2 separate regions of the Homo sapiens genome follow, and region 1 is linked to region 2. A link is a contact called in ENCODE Hi-C data. All regions are on one chromosome and are shown on one strand. Each heading gives the region's core, a stretch centred on a gene start or an enhancer-like site at or near the end of the contact. The rest is flanking DNA. Distances are from core to core; before and after follow the strand shown. Region 1 holds the start of CACNA1C-IT3 (CACNA1C intronic transcript 3). Region 2 overlaps CACNA2D4 (calcium voltage-gated channel auxiliary subunit alpha2delta 4).

The links. Hi-C counts contacts between places; a loop is a spot of excess contacts on that map. Pooled maps may share reads with other maps.
Region 1: a loop to region 2 is called in a map of ascending aorta, with 7 times the contacts of the local background. The contact joins the promoter of CACNA1C-IT3 here to the enhancer-like site in region 2. A Hi-C loop is called at or near these places in 7 of 168 maps with a recorded cell type or tissue (aorta, ascending aorta, heart left ventricle and 4 more) and 5 of 50 pooled maps.

The regions. Positions count from the first base shown.
Region 1 is chr12:2,265,855-2,271,600 of GRCh38, reverse strand. CACNA1C-IT3 (CACNA1C intronic transcript 3) reads right to left here and starts at 1,825. Exons shown (of 3, transcript NR_046769.1): 1 at 1,660-1,825. The region is part of intron 3 of CACNA1C (calcium voltage-gated channel subunit alpha1 C); the gene reads right to left. RefSeq lists a silencer at 999-1,197.
Region 2 is chr12:1,795,450-1,800,919 of GRCh38, reverse strand. It overlaps CACNA2D4 (calcium voltage-gated channel auxiliary subunit alpha2delta 4), which reads left to right. Exons shown (of 38, transcript NM_172364.5): 32 at 482-534; 33 at 868-920; 34 at 1,225-1,245; 35 at 3,385-3,502; 36 at 5,140-5,252. It overlaps LOC105369602 (a long non-coding RNA gene), which reads right to left and starts at 481. Exons shown (of 4, transcript XR_931549.3): 1 at 1-481. RefSeq lists enhancers at 2,884-3,788, 3,789-4,694, 4,806-5,373 and silencers at 3,716-3,945, 4,046-4,175, 4,516-4,845. Within about 2 kb of position 3,984, at least 30 of the 41 ENCODE cell types and tissues checked have a DNase peak (open chromatin) inside an H3K27ac peak, as active enhancers do; they include ascending aorta, heart left ventricle, heart right ventricle and 2 more, where a contact is called at or near this core.

The DNA of each region.
Region 1 (5,746 bases), core at 576-3,075, 470 kb before region 2:
GTTTAATCTTCATACTAATTCCCTACCATAGACACTATTTTCATCCCCATTTTATAGATTAGGGTATCGAGGAACTAAAATGTTAAACAACTTATACCCAGCTAGTAAGTGGCAACACCAGGACTTGAACTCAGGCAGTCTGAGCTGGAATGGAAAGAGCGAACAGCCTTTGGAGGTACTCAGAATACCTAACTCCTTAAGCTACACTGCCTCATGGGGGAGATTCTCTCTGAGTACTTTTCCCAAGGCTCAGGGTAGCCTCCACTTCTCAAAAGGGAAAATACCCGCTCTGGGGCTGCACCTTGGACTTAAACCTACAGAAATGTTTTCCATTTAGAATGAAACTGGGAAGTAGAAACACAGGAGTCGAAGAACAACTGAATTTCACCCAAATTGGCCCTGGAAGCCATGAACTGGATCCCACACCCCACCCCTCACAGGCCCTTCCAACCCGGCCTGAGTAGTGGCAGGTGGCTACCCAATACTGGCTGGAGGTGACAGAGCCTATCGGGCCCAGGACCCTGTGGGACTCAGAAGAGGAAGAGACAGCTGGATGCGAAAGAAAAGTGTCTGCCATTACCCCAAACAGATCCACGTTGTCCTAGAGAGCAAGCAACAGGCCACCAGCCCTCGGCAAAGGGAGTGTCTAGACACCCTTCATCTCCCCTTTCATGCTTACTTCACCCACACCCCCCACCACCATCCAGCCCCTCCAGCCTGGCCAGAGAGGGGAATGGCTGTCTGTGCCAGCACTTGCTAATGATTTCATGTGCTCTCCCCGCAGGTGGAGTAAGACTTCACCCAAAAGAAGAATTGGAATAGTGGCAATACAGACATTGTGGCATCAGGATGGAGGTGACATTTGAGGACCACGAGCCCTACTTAAGACATCCCATGGCCAAGCTTAAACCAGAAAGGGAGTCCAATGACCTTCCACTCCTGCTTCCTCCATCCTGGCCTCCTGAGTTCCTGTCTGGCTGGGTGGCATGGCCGTGGGCTCTCTATACCGTAGAGGGTTCCATCACCACGTCTGGAGTGCTGTGGCCCCCACTCAAAGAGACTACTCGTGTTCTCTCACTGGAGAACTCAGGCCACTCAGCAAGACGGTTGCCTTGACCAATTCAAAAGCCTCAAAACATTGACATGAGGGGTCACTGAGTACGGCATTCTGGAAAGTGTAAGGCACTCCAGGTGTGGAGGGTTGAAGTGATTCAAGACAACTGCTCATAAAAGAATCAGGCCCTGCCCTCAAAAAGCTGACATTTCACAGAGAAGGAGGGTGTATGGGAGACATTTCAGAATTTCATTACAGCTGGCTCAAGGTAGTTTGCAAGGTAAACACACTAGTCTTGACGATGGAATACTTTAAGAGTCAGTAATAGCTTTCGAAGCTCGCCTTCTCAGGACGAGCCTTCTAGAGTTGGCTAAACAAGACAAATATTACAAATGAGCTCCAGCTCCCTGCTGGCTCCCCTAGACCCCTTCCACCCTCTGTTCCCTGACCCCGTGCCCTGGAAGCTTGGTGCATGGGGACTGCTTGAGGTGCCCGGCTCCCTGGCCCTCCAGCTTCAGGTTGGTTTGGCCAATGAGCAGTGTCAATAAGAGAGTGGAGATGGGAGGACAGAGAAGGCAGGGTGTTTTCTTTCCATGTCCCCCTACCTTGGTGTCTTGGTCCTGGCAGTGACAACATCCTTCCATGACTATGGTTTCTCCCTCATGGTCCTCCTCCCAGCTACAGCTCCCACCAGGCCCCCCAAACAGTATTTTCTCCCCTTCCTCCTCAGGCCCTAGGGTGATGACAGCTTCCCTCTAAGTTTAGCCCTGGGTGCCTCAATATCCCTTGCTGGTCTCCTTACCCCTCCATAAATATGCCCCTCAAGAAACTCTGTTCCGTTGAACCATCTGTGTAGAATTCTGTTTCCTATTATGATGCCAACTGAACACTCGGTACCCATTCTTTGTCCGTAGTCAAGGACAGCTTATACAGAAAACACAAAGCTTCCATGGTTAGAAGCTGGTTCCTGGCTTCCATGAGTGGCTGTACCCAAACCTGTCCTAAGTAGATAATCACCATTCTCGTTTTTCAAATTCTCCACAAAGACTGTACGACTGTACATCTATGTTATCTAGAGGGCTGTGTATGATTTTGAATCCAGAACCCAGGGGCTCAGAATTCCTCCACCCTAAACCTTCCTTCATCAGGAACTTCACTGTCACTCCCATCAGTAGAGAAGAGACAGTCTCAAAGTTCATTGAGCCCATCCCCTTAAGCACATACACAGATAGCAGAATTTAGGCAGGTTTAACCTAGGTGATTTCTTTCAGCCGGTCTATAAATCAAGAACTAATTCCCATGACTCCCTCCTGGCTCTAGAATGAGCATTCCCTCCCGGACTCCTTGGAATGTCTTTTGCATATTGAAGTCATTTTCCTCATTGCTCACCCTTCCCTGAGTAGACGCGGAGGCATTTTGTAACTGTCAGTGTTTTGACAAAGCATGAGTATTTAATCATGTGCCCGCTACTCCCTGTAACCCACACGGCACACAGGCTTGCTGGTACCTGCTGCCAGGGCAGGACAGTGGGCAGAGAGCCGGCAAGCACCCAAGACATCCGACCCTGGGCAGGGGGTGGGGACAAAGCCAAGGAGGTAAGACTCTCCCTTTCACAAGATGCTCAGAGTCTGCCCAAGGCCGAGTCTGTCTTCCATTCCACTTCAGGAAGGGAATGCTCAGCCCGGAATGAACAGCACCAAGATTAACTGGGACAGAAAGGACCATCTCGTTCTATCCCTTGCCTCTTCCGGAACTAAATCATCTTTGGCAGATGGTGTTTCTAGCCACAGTCTCCCGGGGAACCTCCCCCAGCGCCTAGCAACCTTCAGCATTGGGGAGCCCTTCCCGTGGTTTGGTCTAAATGCCCACGATGCTCCCAGGCTCAGGGGTCCACACTCCTCTGTCCATTAGGGTCCCTCAGAGGAACCCTCCCCCCAGGACACCACAGGTCCAACTGTTCCCTCGCTGGGAGCCCTTGGCCATCCCACCATGGGGCGAATGTGACCTCCCACTCCAGCCAACACTCCCCACACCCCCAGCCTGCCCAGGAGCATTTGCTTTTCAAAACTTCCCTTTCTTAAAAAAGACACAATTTTCCAAAGCCCAGGGAGTTAATCCATGAAATCTTCTGGAACAAGAGCAGCTGGCCCAGGCCTTGGATAAGTCGATCAACAAACATGCCAGAGCCCCGTGTGGTTCAAAACATTCTTTGTTCCAGCCACCGAGCCTGGATCTCGCTGGATCCTGCCGGTGAGTTGGCTTCTCAAAGTCACACCCCTCTGGCTGTCGACCCCACCCCTGCCATACCCTTGAAAGCTAAACCCTCTTCAGAGGGACCACATCATCACTTTCCCCTCAGTCTTTCCCTCTTTCAGAAACCACCTGAAGTGAAAATGTTTGGAGCCAGTCAAGGTTTGCTGACAATGGAAACAAACCAGTCCCTGGCACAAGGCACAGGCTGCTCAGTGTAAGTGGAGGCCCCATATGGTTGTTATTCTGGGAGAGAATCAAAGAACCTAAAAACCTGCTTCTTAGATGACAACAGGGGGAAAAACACACAAAAAAACCTGTTTTTTAAATACCCATTCTTCATTTTATGTGCAATCGATCCTGAACAGTGTCAGATGTTTGGCGGGTGCTCCGAGACCAAAAGAACAGTGGAAAAAAGGACTGGCGAGGCCAGCATGATTTCCCAAGTATCACCAGGGGGAATACCCCTCCCAGATGTGCCACAGGGAAGGAATTCCAGCAGGCTCCTTCCTCGCTGCCCTCCGCAGACACATTCCAACCCCCCTGCTCAGAGAGGGCGGGAAGCTGAGTGCAGCTGCCTGGCAAGGCTGAGCATCCTACTCTGGGATGAAGGAACTCTGGAAATTCATTTGCCCTTCTTATTATTCTGTTCTTTTACCTGAACTCTCTCTGGCTGGAGCTGAGCTTCGGGTTCTTTCTCCCTCTCAGCCTCAGTTTCTCATCTGTAAAATGGGCATGGCTGGAGGCCGTTATGAGAGATAGGATTCCATGTATCTTCATGGGGGCAGATGGTGAATCCGGCAGGTGCTCAGCTGTTTCCTCCCTGCCCAGTCCTGCCCACACCCTTTTCCCAAGCTTCCAAGGAGGCTCTGACAAGTACTGTACAAGAAGGCTTTGTTCCCTAGTTCCTAGTTGAGTGATCTAGGGCACAGCACTTAACCTCTCCTGACCTCAGTTTAGTCATTTTTAACTGGGGAGAATAATTATATATTATGAACCCAAAGCTCAGCTCCAGCCTGAGAGAGTTCAGGTGAAGGAACTGAATAATAAGAAGGGTAAATGAATTTCCCGGGTTCTCCTTGCCAGGCAGCTGCACCCCCTTGACTGCATGAACATTTCTTAAGCGCCCACCGTGGGCCAGGCACATGCTGGGCTTTGGAAACACAGCGCCGGGCAATACCCGTAGAACCCCTGCTCTCACAGAGACACTACACAAACCAGCCAAAGTCCACGTGAAGTAATGTGTGATTACAAATCCGGCTACATTTTATGGAGGTTTTAAAAAGGAAAGGAAGAAAGGTCCTGGCTCAACATAAGCGTTTAATAAATAACAGATACTCCTGTTATCACTGTGAGTAACCAGTCAGTGTAGCTTCATTATCCCTTGGTTGACAGAAGAGCAAAGAAAAGCTCAGAAGAGGTAAGTACATTTCCCTAGGCAGCACAGCCTGAAGAGAAACACTGGAATTCACACCCAGGCCTGCCCAGCTCGAGCCCTTACTCCTCCCTCTGTGTCCCATGGCCTCTGTGTTTCATAGGTAGACTCCCTTGCAGCTTTCCTAAGAATTTCACATGATCTCACTTGATCCTTATAACATTCCTTGAAGTGGGAAGACTTACTGTTATCCTATTTCTGCTTCTAGGGAAACTAAGTCCAAGGTCACTCACTTACCAAACCAGAGCCAGGTCTATTTTCACTACAAGACCAAATCAGTTCCTGCTTCTCTTGGAACCCAATGCACCTTCCCAACTCCCAGGTCCATAAAGGGAGCAGGAGTGCAAGCACATCATGCCAGCCCTGGCAGTGACAACCTTGAAAGTCCCAGGTTCCATCTAACAGGTGTGCCTAGAGCACGAGAGGGTCACTGCAGAAGGAGCATGAGAACAGGTGTTGGAGGTTGCAGCATGCCCAAGGCCCTGCAACCCCCAGGTCAATATGCTCAGCTTAATTATTTCCAGGACCTGGCCAGTGGCTGGTGCATCCCACTAGGAGCTCCATCAAAATAACAAGGCCATATGCCCCCAGTACTGCCCGCCCGGCCCATTCTCAAATGCCAGCAGGCTCGAAGGCATTGTTCTGGAGGTGGAGGAAGGGAAAAAGTGAGGCTGCTTTGGGGAAAAACAGGGGCTTTGGGGCAGGGAGAATGTGTTTTTGCCCAATGATGGGCACATGGCAAGCCACATGCCTGCTCATCCTGCCTTGGTTGCCTGAGTTTCTGAGCTCTTTGATAGCAGAATAGAATTGCTACTCTGTGTCCACGGAGCCCAACGATGAGGCATTTATCTCATCAGATTGTTAAGATACAGTGTGGGTGTTTGGATGTCATTACTGCATGGATAGGAGCGTGGAGCGCAGGGGGGCAGAGATGCTGAGATAAATAACACAGGATCCTTTAAAAATACACTGGGAACCAGGAGGCTACAGAGAACTGCAGGAGGTCT
Region 2 (5,470 bases), core at 2,735-5,234:
ACCATCTCCATCTTCTGCTCAGAGCCACTGCTCTCAGTCCCACTCCCAGGCAGGCCTCTGGGTCTGGCTTTGGGGCTTCAGAGGGACTGCTCTGGTAGTTGTGACACAACAGTGCCTCTGGCGGAGACAGAGAGAGCAGCCTGCCCCAGCCTCAGCCCCTGACACTGCCGCTTGATCACCAGGGATCCTCAGCAGTGCAGCACCAGGATGAGGGCTTGACTCGTCTCCTGGAGGGGCATGTCCAACCCCACCCGAGATGTCTGACCTGCAATAGGCATTTCCCAGCTAGCTCAGCTCTGCAGGGCAGGTGGGAGGTGGGGGGATGGGGGGTGCTGGGCTGCTGGCCTGTGCTCTGCTGCCCCTGCTCCCAGTGGCAGGGCAGCCCACTCTCTGGTCTCTCTGAGGGTGGTGCTGGTGGTGGGGGGGGGGCACCCTCACCCTTGGACCTAGGTGCGAGCGGTGTGCACTCTCTCCTTCCCAGCCAATTTCTGCCTTCTTGACGGCGACCAGGTGGCTGCTGCAGGAGCTGGTGCTGTGAGTGGGGGTAGACACGGGGCTGGTGGAGGGCTGCATGCGAGGGTGGCTTAGGAGGGTGTCCTTGAGCAGGAGGCTGCAAGGTCTCCAGGACAACCCACTTGCTACCAGACCCCGGGGAAGGAGGGCACAATCCCTGGGCATGGACGCCACCTCTTCCCTGCATGCTGCCCCTGGGAGGGACCTCATTGCTCAACCAGAGCCCTCAAGCAGGGAAGAGGGTGTCCTGGAGGAGAGGGGATGGGCCGGGGGCTGTCAGGGATACTCCAGCTCCTTGGGAACCCAAGTCGGGAGGGCTCAGAGGTCTCCGAGATTCAGTCCTGTGTCTGACAGGTTCCTGCTGGAGTGGAGTGTCTGGGGCTCCTGGTACGACAGAGGGGCCGAGGGTGAGTGCACGGAGCTGCAGGGCCATGTGCTGAAGAGCAGTGGCATTTTGGTCCACTAACGTGAGACCATTCCCTGTGGGGTGGGTGACAGTGGGGATAGGTGACCCTGAAGCATCGTTGTTCACATCTCACCCTGCGTGGCCTTCTCTCATCACATCCCTCACTCCTGGCTCTGTGTGTGACATCATCTTGGGACACCGCCACTCCATGTGCCATCATCACCACCCCATGACATCCTGCCCTCATGTGCCACCATGTTTTCCTGTGCCGTGTCCACCCTGTGCTGGGCTTATGTTCCGGCCAGCCAAAAGTGTCTTCCATCACTGTAAGTAGCCCAGCTGAGGCCATCCCTGCTGGCGGTGGGTTGGGGACGCAGCAGGAGCTACAAAGAACCCACCCTCCATGACCTGTCCCAGGAATGACCCCAAGCAGGGCTGAGCTCTCCTGGTTTAAAGTACCATTCCTGGGGGTTGGGGGACTGGGGAGTCTAGCCCAGTTCTCATCCCACATGAGGACGGTCAGGCCCCAGGGAAAATGAGAAACTCCAGCCTCCCCTTGGGTGAGAACACGTAAGATTCCAAGAGGAAGCCGGTGGTGTGGCCGGGTGGCCATGAGCCAGTATGAGTGAGCAACCTCCAGCCCACCCCTTGGAGAAGCAAACAGCGGCACCCCAGCCCTCAGCGGGACTCCGGGTTCCAGGGGCCCCAGGAAGCTCTCAGGATGATTCCCCTGCGGGACCCTGTGTCTGAGGACAGAGTCCCCCAGAGGCAGCAACCATGAGAGGCCCCAACACAAAGCCCGGTGGCTGTGGCCACACGTGCAGGGCGGCAATGAGCCTGGCCTTTCAAAGCACTCACTGCCCGGGCGCCTGGGCCCTCCATGACTGCAGGAGGCCATCTTGCCTCAGCGGGCTCTGCTCAGTTCCTCCGTGTTCCTAGAACCTTTGCCATGGGGTTCCAGAACTTCCCACCACCTGGGCTGTCCCCAGCTTATCCCATCTCTTCATCTCCACTGTGGTCCTCTCTCTGGCTTGCTCTTCGTTCTCTTCTGCTGGCCTTGGCTTGGGGCTTCCTCTGCCCCTGGGCTCAGGGCAGTTCGGGCTGTGTCTCCAGACTCCTTCTGGACTCACATCCGCGATCGGGTGGGGCTGCTCTGGGGTGTTCACAGTCACTAGGTGTCAGTGACAGGACACTGTCCCCTCTGTCTCTGTCAGCAGCTGCATCTTGCAAAAGTTGAAGATGATCCCCCTCAATCTGCCTGCTCAGAATTTCTCTTCTCTGGGGTACCTGTCCCCTGGAGCTCCTCCCCCTGGTCTGGCCTACACAGATGTCAGTGTCCCCAGTGAAGGCGCACTGGACTTGGAGTCCCAGGCCGGGGCGTAGGTGCTGCAGCCCCTTCCACTGCGTGACCCTGGGGACGCCACTCAACCCTGCCATTGTCAGGCAGGCTTCTGTGCCCAGCCCTGGGGACAAAACTCACAGCCCTGGCCGCTGTGGGCTTGCTCCTCTCGGTGAGAGTTTTCTGCACGCCAGCTAGTGTCCCCTCTGGGTTTCCAGCTCTGGCTGGGAGCTTCTGGATTTGGAAGCTGGGGAGACCCATGCTCTCCTGTAGGACTCTGCATGAGCCTGGGAAGGTAGCTCACACCTGTGCTCCCTGCCTCTAGGTCTATCCCTGGGGGCCACAGCCAGGCCCTGAGAACAGAAGGGCCATGCAGACAGCCTGTGTGGCAGGGCCCTGCTCTGCCATGTGCCCACCTCAGGAGGCTCCGGGAGGGAACGGACTCGGGTCCTGCAGAGCGGGGCTGAGGCACTCGCCTCCACCTTTGGTTGAGTCCACTGTCCTTGTCCCAGGGAGCTAAGGCAAATCGCGCAGCCCCCGAGGAGTCCCGCACCGGGTGGCTGTGGCTTCTGGGCTTCCGCAGCCCCAGGCCTGGAGCCCACCTGCCCGGCTGCCCCCACCGCAGGCGCTCAGGCTCAATGGGTGGAGTGTGGGCCTGGCTGTGCGGGAGAGCAGGGCAGGATTGCCCAGGAACTGCACTGCGTCTGTCCACAGTGAAGGGAGGGGTGGTGGGCCTAAGTACCCCCAAGCCACCCCTTGGTGCCCCTACTGCCTCTGCTCCCCGCTCAGACCCTCCCCCGGGATCTGAGTGCTGGAAGGGGCCCTGGAGATGGTGCACTGCCCCCAGCTCAGTGAGGGCCAGGCTCCCCAGAGGAAGCGCTTTCCCTCCACCGAGGCTCAGGGCCCCTGCGGCGCTCCCCGTGCCAAGCCACCCTCTCCAGAGACTCCGGGTGTCTTCCCTCCCCTCACCCCCCGCCCGGCTCCTCCCACGCGTGTCCTGAGAACTGCCTGAGGAGGGACCCTCTGCAAATGCACTGGGGTGAACTCTGGCCCTGGGAGTGCCGAGGCGAGGTCACCGCAGGCCAGAGGCCCCTTCGGTGGCGTGATGTCCTTTCTCCGCCCGCAGCCCACAAACACAAGAAGCAGGACCCGCTGCAGCCCTGCGACACGGAGTACCCCGTGTTCGTGTACCAGCCGGCCATCCGGGAGGCCAACGGGATCGTGGAGTGCGGGCCCTGCCAGAAGTAAGACCGCAGGGCGGCGCCGCCCGTCCCGCCACACTCCTCCCGCCCTCGGCAAGGCGGAAGTGCGGGCAGGGCCCCGGAACCCCCGGGAAACGGCTCCACAGCCGGGAGGAGGGGATGCGTCTAAGTGCAGAGCCCACGCTCCCGGGGTCTTCCCCCGCCGTCCTCAGTGGAGGAGACACGCAGGAGGCGGACGGTCTGAGGCGGGCAGGACGGCTGGGGACCGGGACAGCCGGGATGGGGAGAGGTGGTCCCGAGGCCTGACCCTGTGTGTCGAGCCCACCCCGCCGAGGCCGCAGCCGTGACCCCACGGCGTCTCTGGGCGAGTGGGCCCTTCGGCGGGTCTCCCCCAGCCCTGCTCAGGCGGTGCCCAGGGCGGTGCCAGTGCCCGCGCCTGAGCTGCGTGGGGAGAACTTGGAAGGCAGAGGGAGTGTGAGAAGAGAAGGCCGGAAGTGTGCGATGTCCTCGGGTCGCTGGGAGCCCCGCGGGCAGCCTCTGTCAGGCTTCCTGCTGTGTGGAAGCCGCTAGTTATAACCCGCCCTGGCCCCGGGGAGGCAGGGAGGCCGCGCGGAAGGGTCTCTCCTGCTGACCCCCCGCACCCAAGCCCGGGAGGACCCCCACGCTGGGAATGCGGCGGCCTCCTCGAGGGTCGCCTCAGCCAGACGTGCCGCTCGCCAGGCGGTCCCTAGACCCCCGGGCCCGTGGCACACCATTTAACAGTGCGGCACCTGCGGCGCTGGCATCGGGGCTCCCTTCTCCCCCACTCCCTGCGCGTCGTGCTGCGCGGGTTTCACCCCGGGTTCTGTGCAGCGTTGAGGGCTGGGGTTAGCGTTCCCTGTGCACTTGTCGCAAAGGCTCGGTGCGAGGATAGAGCCAGCGGGCTCCGGAGTGAAGCGAGGGCTTCAGAGTAGACACTCCTGAATTGAAAACTGGCTCTGCGCTCCCCCGCTTATGACCGTGGGCAAGTGACTTCGCCTCCTCTAGTCTCCATTCTCTCATCTGCAAAATGGGCACAACACCAGCCTCATACAGAGCCGTGAAGGCTGAGAGTATACACGGCTGTGGTGTGCACGTTGGGTGTGTGAGACCGCCCATCCCAGGGGAGGCGCTCGGTAGGCGGCCGCTGGGACTGCTGGGAAGGCCGTGGGCCTGGCGGGCGGGCTCCGCCCCACTCCGCGCCACTCCTCGCAGGGCGGCCTCGCCGAGCGCGGGGCCACTGCGCCACCTGGTGGCCAAGCTCCAGCGCTGCCGCTTCGCCCGGGCCTGCCCCCGCCACCCTCACCCAGAGCAAGTGTTGCCTCGCCCGCCCATTTGCTCCGGACGGTCTTGATTTACGCCTGTCGTCCCTGCATATATTAATAGCAACTCTGCACTCTCCAAAGCGGCCCAGTTTGGACTTCCTCACTGTCTCCAGTCTGCTAGGAAAGGAAATGCAGCAGCAAAGGCTTGTGAGCAAAGCCAGTAGGACTGAGCCATCTGCCAGGCCCGTTCCCTTAGCTGCCCCGACCCGCCCTGCCTCATGGTTCCGGGCTTCCCTGCCACCCTAACTCCACACTAAAGTCTCCAGAAGTTCCTTCCCTAGAAGCCCTTCTCGTGGTCGCCACGGAGCCATCCTCGACTCCCTTTCTTTGCTGCAGGGTATTTGTGGTGCAGCAGATTCCCAACAGTAACCTCCTCCTCCTGGTGACAGACCCCACCTGTGACTGCAGCATCTTCCCACCAGTGCTGCAGGAGGCGACAGAAGTCAAATATATCCTGCAATGCTCGGGGATGTGTGCGGTGGGGGCGGGGGCTGTAGGAGGTGTCTGTAGGGCTCAGATTTTGAGCAGCGGGGCCAGCCTCCTTCACCGCCCGTGTCCTCCACAGGGCTCCGTTATTTGTTCTCTAACCCTTCCCTGGGCCCCGGTGCTGCCTCCTGACCCTAAAGCTGCTTGCAGGGCAACTGGTGGCACCAGAGCAGGTTCTTCC